Linked DNA regions of Homo sapiens: region 1 is linked to region 2. Evidence: chromatin loops called from intact Hi-C (ENCODE). Cell type or tissue: IMR-90. All regions are shown on one strand. Each heading gives the region's core, and the rest is flanking DNA. Links, peaks and the distances in the headings are about the cores only.

Evidence for each region. A loop is a pair of places that touch in the nucleus more often than their neighbours do. Peaks named below come from ENCODE experiments on the same cell type or tissue, not always from the same donor. Only the 100,000 strongest peaks of a DNase experiment are listed, where the experiment ranks them.
Region 1: a loop joins it to region 2, with 12 times the contacts of the local background. A loop is called at or near these places in 1 of 110 quality-filtered maps.

Annotation. Positions count from the first base shown.
Region 1 is chr17:30,243,835-30,246,755 of GRCh38, forward strand. The region is part of intron 2 of LOC105371720 (a long non-coding RNA gene); the gene reads left to right. Among named protein-coding and RNA genes, the nearest start is that of SLC6A4, 9.6 kb to the left of the region's middle. In IMR-90, for the core only: no CTCF peak of the experiment used is centred there; a DNase peak (open chromatin) is centred at 1,327.
Region 2 is chr17:29,766,017-29,768,937 of GRCh38, forward strand. The region is part of intron 3 of SSH2 (slingshot protein phosphatase 2); the gene reads right to left. Among named protein-coding and RNA genes, the nearest start is that of SSH2-AS1, 130 kb to the left of the region's middle. In IMR-90, for the core only: no CTCF peak of the experiment used is centred there; no DNase peak of the experiment used is centred there.

The DNA of each region.
Region 1 (2,921 bases), core at 218-2,717, 480 kb after region 2:
GCAAGGAGGCGGAGATGAGTTTGATGTGTCTGAGGGACAAAGTGCGGGACAGGGTGGGAGGCGGTCAGTGGCTGGCTGAAGCAGAGTGTACAAGAAGGGGAGTAAGTCGAGTCTGGAGAGGTGGGCAGGGGCCACAGTGAGAGGCTGTGTGTTCCTGTCAATGTGTGCAAATAGAACTTAAAAGACTTACTCGTTTTGGAGAATTTTGGACTAGGTTAACCCATAAGGTCTCCGCCAGGTGAGATGCAGGGATGCTGCTATGCTAAGTCAAGCACCCTCCCATACTCTCCATCAAATAGCCACCCTGCCTTGGCTGCCCTAGCCTTCTGCACAGCAGCTGATTTTTAAAAAACAAACAGCTGTCATGGGGTAACCTGAAAGATGGCTCCAGAACTCATTCTGTCCACTTCAAGACGTGCTACCAAACTAGAGTTTTTCCAGAGGAGTCAGCAAGAGGGAAAGCACTGAGTATTCAAACAATATCCAGGAAAGATGATGTGGAGGGTTTCCCATCTGCACACAATCCTCTTTCCAAATAGCTACAGCTAGCCAGACGCAGTGGCTCACACTTGTAATACCAGCACTTTGGGAGGCCTAGGCGGGCAGATCAATTGAGGCCAGGAGTTCAAGACCAGCCTGGCCAACATGGCAAAACCTTGTCTATACTAAAAATACAAAAAAAAAAAAAAAATTAGCTGTGGTGGCGCATGTCTGTAATCCCAGCTACTCTGGAGGCTAAGGTGGGAGAATTGCTTGAACCCACGAAGTGGAGGCTGCAGTGAGCCGAGATCGTGCCACTGTACTCTGCACTCCAGCTTGGGTGACAGAATGAGACTCAAAAGAAAAGACAAAACAAAGACCAAATAGCTGCAGCTGTTGTGAATTGAACATTCCCCTATTTCCTTTCCCTCTGCAATAATGTGTAAAGGACTTGGAGTTTGAAAAAGAAAAACAGAAAAACCCGGCCAGTTTAATCCTAGTTTTCAACCCATTTGTGTCACAGACCCCAAGAAGGAAGCCATTGGCTTCATGAGTATCAACAACAGTTCTCAACAAGTTGTCCTAAATATGACCACGCTCATCTGGAATCACTTTAAAAAGTATCTAACTTAACAAATGACTAACTAGAGCCACCGTGGGCAATGGTGCTCACCCACACCACACTAGAGGAATAGGACTTCAAGTCCAAGTGCCCTGGTGCCACCAACAGCAACTTAGAATTAAGCTGCTCTTTAAGGACAAGCCAAAGCAAGCAGATGGGCCACACCACATCCTGAAGGCATGTCTCATTATCATGCCTTGGCTTCTTGGACGTGTAGGGTCACCATTACTCAGGCCAGGACTTCCCAGAGGCCAGTCATGAAGCTCTCCTCTGGTGACACTGTATGATTCACAGTTAAAGCAAAAGACAACTCCATGCCTTCCCATTTCCTACCTCATTCGTCACCCAAATACTAGCAGTTTCTTCCAACTGAGACCTCCAGCTACAACTTCAGCCCATTTCCCTAATCTTTAGCAGAGAAGATAAAACCACCATGCTTCATTTCTCCCCTCTGGATCCTAAGTTCATTTGAAAAATGGCTTTCATTAAGTATTTGGTAATGAAGATTATCTTTTTTACATATTGCTGCATTTGGTTTAGGATTTTTGCATCTATGTTTATGGGTGAGGTTTACATGTATTTTTTTCACTATCCTTATCAGGGTTATGCTAGCCTCATAAAATCATTCTTTAGGCCATAAAGTCGTTTTTTACGTCTTGCCTATTGAGCTAATCGAGTTGCTCCTGAGAAGACTTCCAATTTCCTGGCTACTAGAGTTCTAGCAGCCAAGGATGGCAAGAAGATTCAGAATGTAAATGCTCACTTAGGGGATTCACCTGACACCTAGACTACACACTTCTTCTCTCTCCAGAAAAGAAATCTCTAATGCACTGATGAATGGAGGAAGGGCATCACCAAGCCGGTCGGTATAGGAAGGGGACCCAACAGACATTCAACTCTTTGGTAACCCTCCCTTCACGCCCAATTCCAGAATGCTTTCTGTTGCTACCATATCTATGCTTTTCAGGGGATTATGCACTGTAAATTGATTTGCTTATCACTGGCTTTCTCCACCACTGGCTCAGTGAGATTCAACTTTTTCAGCTCTGCTAAATCTTCCAAGGTCTCCATCTGCTTTCTGGGTTCAAATATTTCATTGGCTCCTCTCCTGGTCTTCCCGAGCTTGTGGATTTGTCTTCTAAACAAATCCCTTTACTGTTGCTTTTGAGAAAGTTGAGAGTATCTTCTATTTTTCTAATATTTGCAGCATCTATAATATCCTTTTAATTCCCTGTGTACTTAAAAAAATTAATATTTGTCAATTTTTCTTTAAAAGAACCAACTTCTGGCTTCGTTGATGCTATGCTTAATTTCTGTGCATATCTACTTCCTTTAGGTTTATTTTGCTGTTCTAATTTCTTGAAACAGATGTTTAGCTCAATTTTCAGCCTTTATTACATCCTAGTATAACTTTGATATTTAGATTTAGAATTTACATTCTATTATTCAGAACTAATTAAAATTCTATAATCTTAATACATTAATGTAATAATTTAATGCTGTAAAACCTTTAAATTACTGTTGCAGCTGCATCCCTCGTTTTGACATATTTTTATTATTGTTCAGGTTAAATTTCCTTCATGATTTCTTCTTGGACCCATGAGTTAATTTCTAAACATACAGAGGTCGTCTTGTAATCTTTTAATTTTGGTTTCTAACTTAATTGCACTGTGGTTGGAGTGTGGTCTACGTGGTAACAACCCTTTCAAATTTGTTGAGATTGACTCTACCGTCCAGTATATGGTCGCTTTTTGAAAAAGTTCCATAGGTGATCAAAATGAATGTGCAGTTGTTAGATGCAATTTTTTTTTTAACAGGT
Region 2 (2,921 bases), core at 123-2,622:
CTCCAAAAAAAAAAAAAAAAAGATACAGGGACAAAAGTACTTTGTGAACAACACCAAATTCAAATTTATTATTATTATTATCATCATCATCATCCATAAATTGGTCAGTCAGCTTTCAATAATAGAAAGCTAATTGTATTTGTTTTCTTTCATTACCCTGAAGTTGACAAATGAATGAATGAACATTAAAATACCTGTCTGGGCACAGTGGCTCACACCTGTAATCCTAGCACTTTGGGAGGCGGAGGCAGGAGAATTGCTTGAACCCAGGAGTTTGAGACCAGCCTGGGCAAGATAGTGAGACCCTGTCTCATTAAAAAAATAAAAATAATGCAGGAGGCTGAGGCAGGAGAATCGCTTGAACCCGGGAGGTGGAGGTTGCAGTGAGCTAAGATCGCGCCACTGCACTCTAGTCGGGGCAACAGAGTGAGACGCTGTCTCAAAAAAAAAAATAATAATAATAAAGAAAAAAATAAAATATATGCAAATTTCCCCTATGTACCACCATTTCATCCAAGAAGTCTTTACTATGATTGTTTGCCAGGTAGTTTTACATTAACTCAGTATTACCGTCTGTAGTAATGTGAGATGTGCAGTGCTCAATTTTTGTATTTTTAAAGCTTTCATGTAATAGCTTTAACTTACATAATTTTAGTTTTAAAATACTTACTCATAAGAAAAAATGATTATACCACAGGACCTATTTGTATTTTTATGTTTTCTCTAAGGGCTCGATGTAGAAAAATAAACAGTAAGTTAATCCCCTGAGTATCAAAAGGAAGAAAACCAACACTTAGAATTACAGAGTAATGCAACATTCTGTCTCCTGTTAATCTGTAAAACACTAGGACAAAACTCTCAAGATAATATCTGAATTTTCACCAAGAGGTATCTTACTACACTTAGTCAATGGCATTCTTTATATAATACAATAAACCAAACTTTGTAAACAAAGGCACTTAAAAGCAATCATGTTTTGCAATCACCATGTGGCTAATTTTTAAAAAAAGAATATCTGACCATAGTTTTAAACACTGGATTAAGCAATGTCACTGAACCTTTATAGTCTTTTCCATGGAACTTTTCCTCCATAAGAGCAATGGAAAACACTGAAAAGATCTGCCTATCAACTCTAGGAGAGGTGATCTCTAAGGCATTCATCCCCCCATAGTCTTAAACACCATATGCTCCTGTAGGAAGAGATGCTGAAATGCTGCTTTCTTCAGGTTACAAAAGCCCCAAACTCTATTGTTTAGTAAAAATAATAGGTATTTACAGATCACTTTTCACATCAAACACACTTTACAAAACATTTAACCATTTAGTCCCCACTTTATCTCTTTAAACGTTTTCTTTTTTCTTTTTTTTTTTTAGACCTCTCAGGGATGAAACATTTTATTTTTTAAACTAGTTTTTTTTTTAAATAACATTAACACATGCTGAATGCTTAAATCTTTTTAGAATTCAGAAAGGTAAAATGAAAGTCACCATTCTCATTCTCATCATCTTACTCCCAGAGATGATTGTTATTAATATTTCCAGAAATTTTGCTTGTATATGCAAACAGCAATATATTGTAGCTGCTCTTTAAGAAGCATACATGCACACACACGCACACACACACACACACACACAGAATTATACATATTATTCTACTTGCATTTCCCCCTACTTATCACTATACCTTAGACATTTTTCCATGTTATTGTAAGTCTCCCTCATTCTTTTAAAGGAGTATAAGGCATTTTATTGTACAATCATATATAATCTATTTAAATAGTCCTTTACTTATGGGCATTTAAGTTGTTTCCAGTCTTTACTATTATATACAATATCACTATGAACATGTGTTTGTATAATTTTTGTTCATGTCATGACAGGGATATTGAAAAAAATATTTGTGCATACATGTGAATATACTTGTTGGATCAACACCTAGAGGTGGAATTGGCAGTTTGAAATATTTTAAACATCTTAGGACCTGGTAGATATTATCAAACTGCCTACCTAAAGAGTTTAGTTTTTTATTTTCCTGTGCATTATTAGTGTCTCCTGCTACTCCATGATCTATTAAATTAACTCAGGGCCCAAGATGCTCTTCTATACCCTGTCTTTTACACATTACATTAAAAGCTAAAAATATATATATTAGAAAAGTAAAATATGTTTATGGGAATAAAGTAGAAAATTTATAAAGAAAAATATTATGAGGAACTATATTATGGATTATTTTTTCCAAAGAACTACTTAGACTATAACAAGATAAATGTAAATTTTTTTTTTTTTTTTTTTTTGAGACAGGGTCTCGCTCTGTCATCCAGACTGGAGTGCAGTGGCACAATCACAGCTCACTGCACTCTTAACCGCCTGGGCTCAAGCAGTTCTCCTGGCTCAACTTCCAAGTAGCTGGGACTGCAGGCATGTAACACCACACCTGTCGAGACGAAGTCTTGCCATGTTGCCCAGGCTGGTTTCAAACTTCTGGGCTCAAGCGATCCTCCTGCCTTGGCCTCCCAAAGTGTGGAGACTACAGGTATGAATCATCATGCCTGGCTGGTAAATGTAATTATTAAGCTACTTTGAAGATAATACAATTTTAAATTCAGAAAATTTTAAAATTATTTACTTCTAATTTAGGAATATATTGGAGCTTTTCTATAAATTCAGAAGATATTTTGAGATCTGTTCAATGATAATGCTGTAGAACTTATTAACATTATAGGTGAATGAACCTAATGTGGCCTAATACCATCAGTGTCCTAGAATGTAGTAAGACAGAGATAGAAAAATGGGAAGTGATTTTGGGAGTAACAAAGAATGGAGGCTAAAAGAGCCAAGAAGGTTTTGAAAATAAAATAACTGAAATTTTTGAGCTGACATTCAGTGTGTGTCAGGTGCTCTATTAAGAGTTTACATGGCCA